2 separate regions of the Homo sapiens genome follow, and region 2 is linked to region 1. The links are chromatin contacts, found by Hi-C or POLR2A ChIA-PET in ENCODE. All regions are on one chromosome and are shown on one strand. The core of a region is the stretch at or near the end of the contact, and the rest is flanking DNA. Distances in the headings are between cores, read along the strand shown.

Evidence for each region. A loop is a pair of places that touch in the nucleus more often than their neighbours do. ChIA-PET counts read pairs that join two places held with the same protein, here RNA polymerase II (POLR2A). Pooled maps may share reads with other maps.
Region 2: a pooled map shows a loop between it and region 1 (2.2-fold over the local background). The contact joins the enhancer-like site here to the promoter of MED21 in region 1. A Hi-C loop is called at or near these places in 1 of 168 maps with a recorded cell type or tissue (PC-9) and 2 of 50 pooled maps. POLR2A ChIA-PET finds 5 or more read pairs at or near these places in 7 of 52 experiments (GM10248, GM12878, H1 and 4 more).

What each region holds. Positions count from the first base shown.
Region 1 is chr12:27,019,540-27,025,602 of GRCh38, reverse strand. MED21 (mediator complex subunit 21) reads right to left here and starts at 3,045. Exons shown (of 4, transcript NM_004264.5): 1 at 2,982-3,045. The coding sequence starts at 3,023. RefSeq lists an enhancer at 2,724-3,013.
Region 2 is chr12:27,063,217-27,069,279 of GRCh38, reverse strand. No RefSeq gene overlaps it. Among named protein-coding and RNA genes, the nearest start is that of C12orf71, 16 kb to the left of the region's middle. Within about 2 kb of position 4,584, at least 2 of the 41 ENCODE cell types and tissues checked have a DNase peak (open chromatin) inside an H3K27ac peak, as active enhancers do.

The DNA of each region.
Region 1 (6,063 bases), core at 1,796-4,295:
TTTCCTTTGATCTTCATATTCTGCTAATACTACAAATCTTTCTCTTTTCCTTCTATCACTGTTGCTTAGTTCAACCAATTATCTCACACCAGAATTATTACAATAGTCTTCTTGTTGTTTTCCAGTTCACCAGGTTATTTATTTTAACCTGATCAAAACATTTAAGCTTACTCCACCACTGTCTTCAAGATAAATCTCCAACTCAGGCTGTTTTGAAGCTTTCAATAATCTAAGTCAACTCTACTGACTCGTTTTCCACTACTCCTTCATATTTATCTAACTAGTCATAAAGTCACTTATGACTAAATGGCTTTGCCCAGGTTTTGCTAATTGTAATGGAGCAATAAGTGCTCAGATGCTATACAAACCTAGATCCTGATCCTAGCTCTATTAATCCAAGCAGCATTTTTCATTTTTAAATTGGATACATTCTCCTATTATAGCATTGTTGTAATAGAGGAAACACACACAAAAAAATATTCAACACAGTGTCTATCTTTTCCATCCTTCAAAAGCTTTTAAGATCCATTTAGTCAACAAAAATTTATGGAAAATAACTAAAGTACTGCATATAAACACTACAGAGACATAGTGAATGCGACATAGCTTCTGCACTCACGGTTTTCAGAGGGTAGAACAAATGTTAAAAGTTATACAAATAATTCTGATTAGGATAAATGCTAAGAAGATTCCCCCTATTTTGGTTCACATCACTCCATATTCCAATTTACATCAGAACCTGAAGCTGAAAATACTCAATTCATTATAACTCCCTAACCACATACTGTTTTTCCATCACTTAAATGTCTCCTGAGTATTTGACATTTTTTAACCTCCTTTAGGAGTATCTCTTTGTAAACATGATGGTGCTTACACACAGTAGGCACTCATACTAGTTATCCTAAAGGCTTTTCTCCAAAATCCAATTATCATTATGCCTAACCTGGAGTTAAGGCCATATTCACTCTGTCCTTATTATCCTTCTAGTTACAAGACATGTATGAATATGCAAAATTTTCCCTAAAATAAGATTTCTATCCAGCAGCATCATTACAATTTGATTTCGTAAAACCTCAAAGGAGTAGTTCCCTGAGGAAGGCTGGCTGGCAGCCCAGGCAAGTCCCTGCAGGGTAGAATTTATCTTGGTGAATTCAACACTTAGAGGCTGGTCCTCTCAGCTTAAAAACTAGTGTTATTCACCCAGGGTAGATCAGTTTTATCACAAGTAGATTCACACTCTTCAAGTGTACAAATTCTGATGTATTAAGAAAAATGCCAAGTTATTAGCTTACAGTGAGGAAAAAAAAAACTGGCAAGGAAACCAGGTACTTAGGTTTTCCTATCAGCATGTTTTCTCTCTAGCCCCTTATCTAGGACATTAAATCACAATCAGACAATGAGAAACATAACTATCAATGGAAAACTATTTAGCAGAAAACAATCTAACTCGTAATGGTAATAAGTACACCCATTGCCGCATGGGAATACCCACTGACGTCTTGGTCAACGGGATGCACATATTATGTCAGTCCCCTATGGTTATAATAAAGCTGAAAAATTCTTATTGCCTAGTGACATCGTAGCAGTACTAACGCTGTAGCGCAATGCGTTCCTTAGTGCTTGTGGTGATGCTGCTGTAAATCAACCTACCACACTGCCAGTGTATGAAAGCATAGCACATACAATTATGTGCAGTCCATGACACTTGATAATGATACTAAATGACTTTGTTACTGGTTTATGTATTACTGTTTTATCGTTATTTTACATTGTACTTCTACTTATTAAAACAAAAAAAAAAGTTATCGCCAAAACCATGCATTTCTCAGAACATGACCCCTTCATTAGGGGCCCATGACTGCGCATCCTCTGGCTTTGCTTCTACTTTCCACTCAGGCATAGTGTGGAGGAAAAATAACCAGAAGGAACAAAGCTGGGGAGCTACTTACTAGACTTGGCCTTTAATAGAGAGTAGAATTTGGGGGAGACATTAAAAAGGACTTGTAGGCCGGGCACGGTGGCTCACACCTGTAATCCCAGCACTATGGGAGGCCGAGGCGGGAGGATCGCTTGAGGCCGGGAGTTTGAGACCAGCCTGGACAACATGGTGAAACCCCGTCTCTACTAAAAATACAAACATTAGCCGGGCGTGGTGGAGGGCGCCTGTAATCCCAGCTACTTTGGCTCAGACAGGAGAATCGCTTGAACCCGGGAGGCGGAGGATGCAGTGAGCAGAGATCGCGCCACTGCACTCCAGCCTGGGCGAAAGGCACTGTCTCCAAAGTAAAAAAAAAAAAAAAAAGAAAAGAAAAAAGACTCAAATAAGCGGAAAGACATACGAGGATTAGAAGATTTCCTATCATAAAGATGTCCCCAAACTGATGTATTCTGAGGGATGGCCAAGAGGCAAGAGATGGAAGGATACTCTGGGCCCAAAGGAACGAGCTAAGATGAAAGAAAATCTCTCACCTCACCTCAGCATCGCTCCCGCACCAACCTGAAAGCGCTGGTGAAGGAATACTCTCGGCTGACATTTCATTACAAAAACCCAGTCATCCAGAGCATGAGATCTCCCTTGGTGGATTAAAATTGATGAGGAAAGAAAAAAGCTCCTGCTTCTCCTCCCAACCCCCAAAAGAAAGAGAACCCGTAAGCACCACTGACAAGAAAATAAAACTGTCCTCAGGGAACACGACAGGACCGCGCAGCCCACAAGTCCTGGCGGCCTCACCCGGACAAGAACGATCTTCCCGGTCTCCTCAAGCGAAAGAGTCTGCTCCCTCCCGCACCTTCAAGCACCGCCCGGCAGCCGGCCTCAAACCTCCGAGTTCGCGGTGGCGCCTCCCGAGAGAGCGCTTTATGCCGAAGCCCTGTCTCTCAGTCCGCTCCCCACTTTCAAGTTTTGCCTCTTGGGCCCCTTTCCTCCCTTGCTTTACCTCAAGAAAGAGAAAGACAGAGGCTAATCGAATGAAATTCCTCACCGAATTCACAGCGTCCTGAAGCTGCGTGAGCCGATCCGCCATGTTCCTACCGCAGCAAACAGACGCCAAAACAGCTGCTCTTCCGCGACTGGGCAGCTCTGGCACGCGTCATGGCCAATCACAGGGCTGCGTCCTTGGAACGGGTGGGGTCGGAGAGAACTCCCCGCCCCGTCAGGAGTGGGTGGTACTCCCGAGGCGGCCTTTCTAGAGCGGGCTACACCTGAGGAGAGGCTGGATCTTTTGAGTAACTGGGGGAATGGTCTGGGGTCCAATCGCTTTGAAATACAGTCCAAGAGCCGAAATACTCCCCTTGGGGTTGTTAGGTGTTAAAGGCTTCAGAGATTGTTGGATTCTGCGGGGATTTTTTTTTTTTAAGTAATTTCTCGTACCCTCTCGTGTTTATTTATTGACCAAATTGAAGAGTAAATATATTTATTTTTATTTATTTATTTATTTATTTATTTATTTATTTGAGACGGAGTCTCGTTCTGTCGCCCAGGCTGGAGTGCAGTGGTGCGATCTCGGCTCACTGCCAGCTCCGCCTCCCGGGTTCACGCCATTCTCCTGCCTCAGCCTCCGGAGTAGCTGGGACTACAGGCGTCCGCACCACGCCCGGCATTTTTTTTTTTTTTTTGTACTTTTAGTAGAGACGGGGTTTCACCATGTTAGCCAGGATGGTCTCGATCTCCCGACCTCGTGCTCCGCCCGCCTCGGCCTCTCAAAGTGCTGGGATTACAGGCGTGAGCCACCGTGCTCGGCCAAGAAAAATTAGCTGCACAATTTAGATTTAGAGTTGGGACTTATTGAGAGTTTAAGTGTGAAAAGTGATAATCGAAACTTGGTATTTAAGGAAATTTAGCCTGAGGATAGTCTGGTAAGAAATGAGTTTGGAATCGGCAAATAACAGGTTTGTAGACTTCAAAAAACTCTCATATCCTCTTTCTCAGGCTGATTATCCGTGATTACCTTCCTGTGGCTGCGGGGAAGGTGGAAGACACAGTCCCTGGGGAACTCAGCTTGTTGGATTTATCCCAACACTTACTGTGAAGCACCACTTCTGCTTCACACCAATGCCCCACCCTCAGCCCCAAACAGTCTACAGACTTACTGGAGCCTCATTAAGAACGTGGATGAGGCATGTTCCCCATAATGGGACTAATGAGAAATCACTCTGTAATTTGTTTTCACTGTAACTTGGGGGGATTCTACAACCTTCTCCTCCCACCCTCACTTGAGAGTGTACCTTACGGAATGGCTGCCACATGCCAGGAAGTATATCCAGTGCTCAATTTGCAAAGATGAATAAGCCAAGGACTCACTAAGGAAGGTTTTGCAGTTGTCCAAGATTAAGATGAGCTGGGCCTAGAATAGGGTGTTGACCCTGATAAGCGGGGAAAGAAAGACTAAAATATATTTTTGAGAAAAAAAATTAATATGGATTGGTGACTGATTGGATATAGTTTAGTCCACTCCATAAGAATACTAAGTTTTGCAGCCTGATTGAAGGGAACTTGGGCAGTTGAAGTAGAGAAGCCACTTCAAGACATTCATATTGTGACACAGTTTTTGTCCTGCCATTATCTTCCTAATAGGTCTTCTGTGCCTCCACAGAGACCTCAGGTTGATGTCCAACTATCTCTGCCTGGTTTTCAAGATTTACTATAATCTGGCTCCAGCAAACAGACCCAGCCTCACCTCCTGATAATTTTCTGAGTGAAATAATCTGTTTCAGCCAAGGTCCCTGACCCCTTGGTTTTCCTGGTTCTTCAGCCTCTTTCGGCCACGGATCTTTTTAAGAATCAGATAAAAGCTGTGGACCCTTTCCCCAGACCAGACTCTCAACTTAGCCTACATTTGAAAAGGGGTTTAGGAAGCTCTTGAAGCTGTAGACTTCAAGAATAACCCACCTGCCAAATATAGTCTGTGCATCTAGCTCAGGATTTCTCAATGGCTGCACTCTTGACTTTTCAGGCTAGATTATTCTTTGCTGTGGGATGCTGACCTGTGCACTGTAGGATGTTTAGAGCATCCCTGTCCCTTACCCCTGAGATGCCGGTAGCATCCCCCCAATCCATTTATGCCAACATAAAGTATCTCCAGATAGTCCCAAATGTTGCTGGGGGGCAAAATTGCCCCCAATTGAGAACCACTGGTCTAGCTCTTTCCTCATTCTTTACCTTTCCCAAAGCAATTTCTTTCCTGCTATTTAATCCTTACCCTACCTTTTTAAGCTGTACACTTCTCATATAAATTTTATGAATTGCTAGAGTCCATAGGGACCTCTCCTTTCTTCCTTTCATGATTTGGACACTTTCTCATATGCTTTTCCATTTGCTTCTGTTGCATCGCCAACTGGATTATATGGTTTTAGGAGCAGGAACCCAGTATTACAGATCTCATATTTTAAACACACAATTTTGGTGAGTACTTTCTTTGAAACTTTATATTATTAAAAGTTTCAAAGATATAGAAAAGTAGACAGTATAGTGAACCCTCGCATACCCTTTACAGCTTCAGCAGTGAGCCACTCAGTCAATCTTGTAAATGCTTTGGTTTTTATGACTGTAGCAACTATTTTTTAAGAAAAACACCTTTAGCAATTTTTAAATAACTTTAATACTCACAGTTGCAATTTATTAAATATCTAAACTGTTCTTAGTGCCGGGATGAATAACTATAAATAAGCATTTTTCTATACCACACTCTTTGAAATTCCCTAAACATGTTCTGCTGTTTTACAAAAATGCACACCATATAAAAACACCTATAATTATTTCTTCCTTGTATGAAATGCCTACACTTCCATCCACATCTCCACTTTGCTCCCTTGGTGATTGTCCACACAGTACTCAAACCTTATTTTATTATTTATTTATTTATTTGAGACAGAATCTCACTCTGTTACCCAGGCTGGAATGCAGTGGCACGATCTCAGCTCACTGCAACCTCTGCCCCCAGGGTTCTAGTGATTCTCCTACCTCAGCCTCCAGAGTAGCTGGGATTACAGGTGCCCGCCACCACACCTGGGTAAGTTTTTTGTATTTGTGTAGAGACGGGGTTTTGCTATGTTGGCCAGGCTGGT
Region 2 (6,063 bases), core at 3,335-5,834, 42 kb before region 1:
ATTGTACCCCAGCCTGGGCAATGAACTGAGACTGTCTTTTTTTTTTAAAAAAAAAAAAAAGGAAAAAAAGTATAATGTATAAAATTACAAATTTCCTTTGTGCAAAATGACCCTATTTTTCCACAAATCTCAGCTCCACTGGTCTCTTGTGAACTAAGTAAACCAGTTCAGACAACCAAGAGTGTCTTCACTGACTCACCCTAGGGAGGGACATGCCAAGGACACAGTGACAAATGTCTCCCTTCATCCTTCCTCTGAGTTTCAGTCTAAGATGAGGCAAGTAGAAAAAATCTTTTCTTGTTAGTATTCACTACACTTAAATTAAAAACCGAAGTCTCGGCCGGGCGCGGCGGCTCATGCCTATAATCCCAGCACCTTGGGAGGCCAAGGCGGGTGGATCATCTGAGGTCAGAATTTCGTAGACCAACCTGACCAACATGGAGAAACCCCATCTCTACTAAAAATACAAAATTATCTGGGCATGGTGGCTCATGCCTGTAATCCCAGCTACTTGGGAGGCTGAGGAAGGAGAATCTCTCGAACCAGGAGGCGGAGGTTGCCGTGAGCCAAGATGGCGTCATTGCACTCCAGCCTGGGCAACAAGAGTGAAACTCTGTCTCAAAAAAAAAAAAAAAAAAAAAGTCTCATATTTTTAAAAAGTGATCTGAAAACTCTCATAAAGTATCAGATACAAATGGGTAACCTTAGTAACAAGAATGAGAAATAAAATGACTATCATTTTTAGTGCTAGGTCTATGTGCCCTGAAGCATAATACTAACACTATTGTAGTCAATTGTTACAGCAGATTTTGGGGGCATCTTAGAGGTGGAGATTTTACCACCCCATTTTACAGATGTGGAAGCTGACCCAGAAAGGTCATGAGACAAGAAAGTGGTGGAATTGTGATCTGAATGCAGAAAGGTCTTAAGGCAAAGCCCACATGCTCACATCCCATATTTGTTTGGGAAAATACATTTTTTCCTAGTTCTATACTTTAAGTTCATTCTTGGCTCAAGATTCATACTTTTAGGGACTGGTTTTTCAAAGCTTCCTTAAAACAAGTTAGGCTTAATGAATTTGTTCAGAAAATTCTTTGAGAGCTCCTTCTGAGTTCAGGCCTGCCTCAATTTTTCTTTCTCTATTCGTCTCCCTAGACACATCGGGTCTCACAAGCTGAGTCTTCCCTGGGGCTCTTACTTTTCCAGGTTCTTGATCTGATTGGTAAGATATCCTGACAGTTTCTATGGGAATCCAGACACATCTCTCTTCTGGATCTATTTCCCCTTCCCCTACATAGTCCCTTCCTGTACCATGCAATCAAAACCCTTCTCTGCCAGGACAATAAGCCTCACCACACCACTCACATATCAGAGAGGGCTTCCACCTGGCCACACCCCACAAGAGTAATCTACAAAAACATCTTCATCTGATCCTGTTGAGTAAGCACCTTGGAACATCACATTGAAGCAGACAAATCACTTGGCTACCTAAAGTTCAACATCAATCCAAAGTGCCACCGAATCAAAATGACTTTAGTCCCTGAACAAACAAAATACGATCATAATGAAAAGATATGCACAACACATTCATAGGAGCACTATTAGTAATATGCCCAAGCAAGAGACTACGTAAATGTCCAGCAACTGTAAAATCGCTATACAATTGAATAGCATTAGAGCAAAGAGAATGCAAAAAAAGTATTGTATACAATATTGTAGATCTCACAAACATAATAAGTAAAACAAGCTAGACACAAAAGAATATTCACTGTATGATTCTATTCATAAAAACAAACTAAACAAAGGCATCACAAGGCAGCATACCGGTTGCTCCTGGAGCATGAGGGGAGGAGGGCTCTGGGGTGCTGGTAATTTTCTACTAATCAAGGTGCTGATTGCAGAAGTGTGTCCATTTTGTAACAACTATTCCATCAAGCTATCCACTTAGCGATGTGTGCACTTTCCTCCATGCATAAGGTCCCTCAGCAAAGAGCTGACTGAGAGACTCTTGAGAGCATCTGGTCCATGCCCCTTGGTTGGCATAAGATCAACTGTTTCCCATGGATGTTAGATAGCTCATGGACACAGAGGAAATTCATTAAAGGACTGGAAGGAACTGGACATCAGATCTCTTAGCTCCCCACACAGGTACCAAAGCTGTGTGACAGGATGTTTCTCTAACTTCCTTGCTTTCTGTGACTCCAGACAAAGTTTAGAAGGATGAGGATCACATTCCTCTTATGAACACAATCCAGGAGGTTCCAATCTCTTATTTACATCCATGCCAGGAAGAGCATCTAAACACGTTTAAGGATATGGCAAATCAGAGAAAGTCAGACAGTTCACATTCACTGGCTAGGTGACCGTCAGCACGCTCCTTACCTCTCTCGTATCCTCATCCAGACCACGGAAGTGTTAACTGTTACCCTGCAAGGGTGCCTTGAAGATAAGGTAATAAGTAGTGTCAGGGCCATGCCTGGTACACGGCAAGCATTCAGAAACACTATTTGTAGAATGAACATGGAATCAAATTAATCAAATGCCTGTCACTTGGTAGAAGCTCAATAAATAGTAGTTATTATTACTGAGCAAGAGAAATAGGGAGAAAGTGGGTAAATATGCCTGTGAGAAACCAACACCTCATATTCTAAGCCTACTGGGTCATTAATGGGTCAACTAGCAATTCTCGCTGGTGTAGATAAGGCAGTGAAATGGTCTGTGAGGTGAAGAGTGATGAAGGACTTGAGAATAGGGCTGTGCTTTTTATTTTATGTTCTACCAAGTCTGTGTTTTCCTTCTCAGTGCCAAATGAAGATTTGCTCACTGTCTGCCACACCACGTCTAAATCCTACAGCCACCTATGTTATTCATACTACTCTTAGAATTTACAGGTTTTAAAAGGGCGAGCAGATACAAACACTCCTAGACTTAATGAGTAGACTCACTAGAGTCAAGTAACTTTACTCCTGGAAAAAAATTCACATACACTGAGAGGTAATTGCAGGCTTTAGAGAGGTCTGAAATGAACCATGGCCAGAAGTTACTTCACTTACATTTTTAAAAAGCAGGTTTAATACTGATTTTGTTTTCAGTTCTTCAAATCTTGGATGTATTTAGCAAGCTAATCCACACAAGTTCTTTTATACTAAAAAGAAACAAATACAAAAACAAGTTAAAACTGATTTCAAATTATAGCACACCAGAAAAAATAAAAGCACCAAATGGCTAATTATTATATTAACAAAGAACATCAAACTAGGTAACATGAGTGTAATTAAAAACAACAAAACATGTGTTAAGGACTGACTTCCATCCATCCTTTCTCTCCTATCCTCCTTCTTCCATTCTTCCCCATCTAGCACTCCACCCTTCTCTGCCTTCCTTCCTCAGTTACTGGACAACCTCAAATATTCCCTGATGACTGATTTTTTCTGCTGAAACCAAGTAGCGCATGGTAGGTACGCTATGAATGTTTGCTGAGTAAATGAATGAACCGTGGTTTTGCAATATTTTGTTGTTAAGATTTAAAAAATAAGAAATGCCCACAATTTATTATTTTGTTATCCAACAGGAACAAGTTGTAGACAATATGTAGAAATACATATATTGTTTCTGAATTGAGTTTCTGATTCTCTTATCTCTTTTAAATAAGTCATGCTTATGGGAAAATCCCCATTAGTATATATGGGCACATACATCTTCACCATGATACAGTAATAAAATATATTTTGGTACTAAAAGAATATTTAAGAAGAGTAAAATTTCCTTTTGAGATGCTCTCTCTTCAAATACCTCAGAACTACCTGCACCCAAAGGAGAAAGCAAGGTGTCTCCAAGTTAAATACAAGAGATATTGCCACATGTGTTTTACAAATGCATACAGAGTCAGGGCCAGTCCTAGACAAAATTATGACGTACGGATGTGGCTGTTTCCTTCCATTTGTCCTTTTGAGGATTCATTAACCCCGGATGTTTAATCAAGTAAGGAAGCAAAAGGATCAACTCCAAGGTTACAACAACTTAATGGATATCCTTCATGAGGATATTTTTATTTAAAAAAAAAAGCTTCACAAAAGGCAGTTGCTTAACAGTGAAATAAAATGCATTACTGACTATGGAACTTCAGGAATGAATGGGGGTGTGGATTTTCATCATGGAATTTCTCAACACCCCATTAAATCACATCAGGTAAGTATCTGTCCATTCTGCTTTCTCCTACCACTGGCTTCATATATGGCCCATATATACACACCAATCCCAGCAAGTTTTAAGCAATTTATTATATACAAACAGGCAAGCTCAATTTTAAGACTAGGGTGTGCTCTGAAAGTAAACAGTCATGTTAATGAGCAGTTTTCAAAGTGAGCTCCTAGGACTCCCACCCTAAGATGCTTCAGAGAGCAGAGGCAGAAGTGAGTGGATGTGCAGCCATGGGCACAGCGATTTCACTTTCATCTGTTTCAGACTTAGACCCAAGATTATTTGGGGAAGTGGTTCCTTAAGCTGCTTATGAAAGAGCTGAAACAATCGATGTAACCAAGTAACAATTAGATTAAAAGCTAGTGCAGAAAATCCCAGTCAGTCCACAACACAGCTGACTAACACCAAAATCCAACCACCACTTGTTATAGGGCCTTTATGGTAAAATACAAGTCCCAGCCTGAGCCCCAGGGCAGAGGTCAGCCCAGGTCTGAGCAGACAGGAGCTGGGCCTTCTCTTCTTCCCTACTCAGCCCCCTCATCTCCTGCCCTGGAACATCATGAACAGAAGGAAGGGCACTTACACTTCCATGAGGACTGAGTCAACAGTAAGAGGGCAAGATTACGGTGCAGGGGGCCTGTGGATGTTCACAAGATGGAGAAGCAGAGGTCTCCAGCAGAGAACAAGACATGGTGGGTTTCTGTAAGTCAGACACTTCCCAGGCCCTATCCCGATCCCTACAGCTTCTTTGCTGGGAATTCCACGTGCAAGGTTTACACACTTCACCTGGATCAGGGCTCTTGGCTAGGAATAAGAAAGGAGAAAATAGAACAGTTTAAAAGGAAGAAAAAAATACCTATGTTCTATGAAATCCAATTCAAAACAATATGTAAAATGAAAAAAAGGGGGAAGATTGGGGGAGCATTATGAGAAAATAAGCATTGCCTAAATGTGCTCCAGAGAAATTCACATTGACTAAGAAGCACTGAGTATATTCAATCCCTCCCTCAGCACAGAGCTCTAATTATTTGGCCCTGCCAGGACTGAATACAAAAAATATTTATAAACATGAACCATTATATTTTTTGAGTTTTCATCATACTAAAAAGTAAGTATAAGTAAAAGTAGCTGTACGTGATGGCCCACTAAGAACAAACGAAAGACTACTGTTGGAGTACAACCTTGGCAGGCTGAGGTGGGAGAATCACTTGAGCCTAGAGTTTGAGTCCAGCCCAGGCAACATAGCAAGAGCACACTTTGAAAGAAAAGATAGAAAGAAAAGAAAAGAAAAGAAAGAGGGAAGGAAGGATGGAAGGAAAAAGAAAGAAACATAAAGAATGAAAGAAAGAAAGAAAGAGGAGGGAAGGGAGGGAGAGAAGAAAAAGAAGAAGGAAGAAGTAGAAGGAGGAAGAAGAAGAAGGAAGAAGAAGAGGAAGAAGAAGAAAAAGAAGAAGCAGCAGAAGCAGCAGCAGGAGGAGGAGGAGGAAGAAGGAAGCAGAAGAAAAAGAAGGAAGAAGGAGAAGGAGAAGAGGAAGAAGAAAGAAGAATAAGAAGAGGAAGAAGAAGGAGGAGGAGGAAGGAAGAAGAGGAAGAAGGAAGAAGAAGAGGAGAAGGAAGAAGAAGAGGAAGAGGAAGAAGGAGGAGAAGGAGGAAGAGGAAGAAGAAGAGAAGGAGAAGAAAGAAGGGGGAAGAAGAAGGAGGAGGAGGAGGAAGAAGAAAGAAGAAGGAGAAAGAAGAAGAGAGAAGGAGAAGAAAGAAGAAGGAAGAGAAAGAAGAAAAGGAGAAAGAAGAAAGAAGGAGGAGAGGAGGAAGAGGAGGAGGAACACAGGAGGAAGAAGGAGAAGAAGAAGAAGAAAGAGGAGG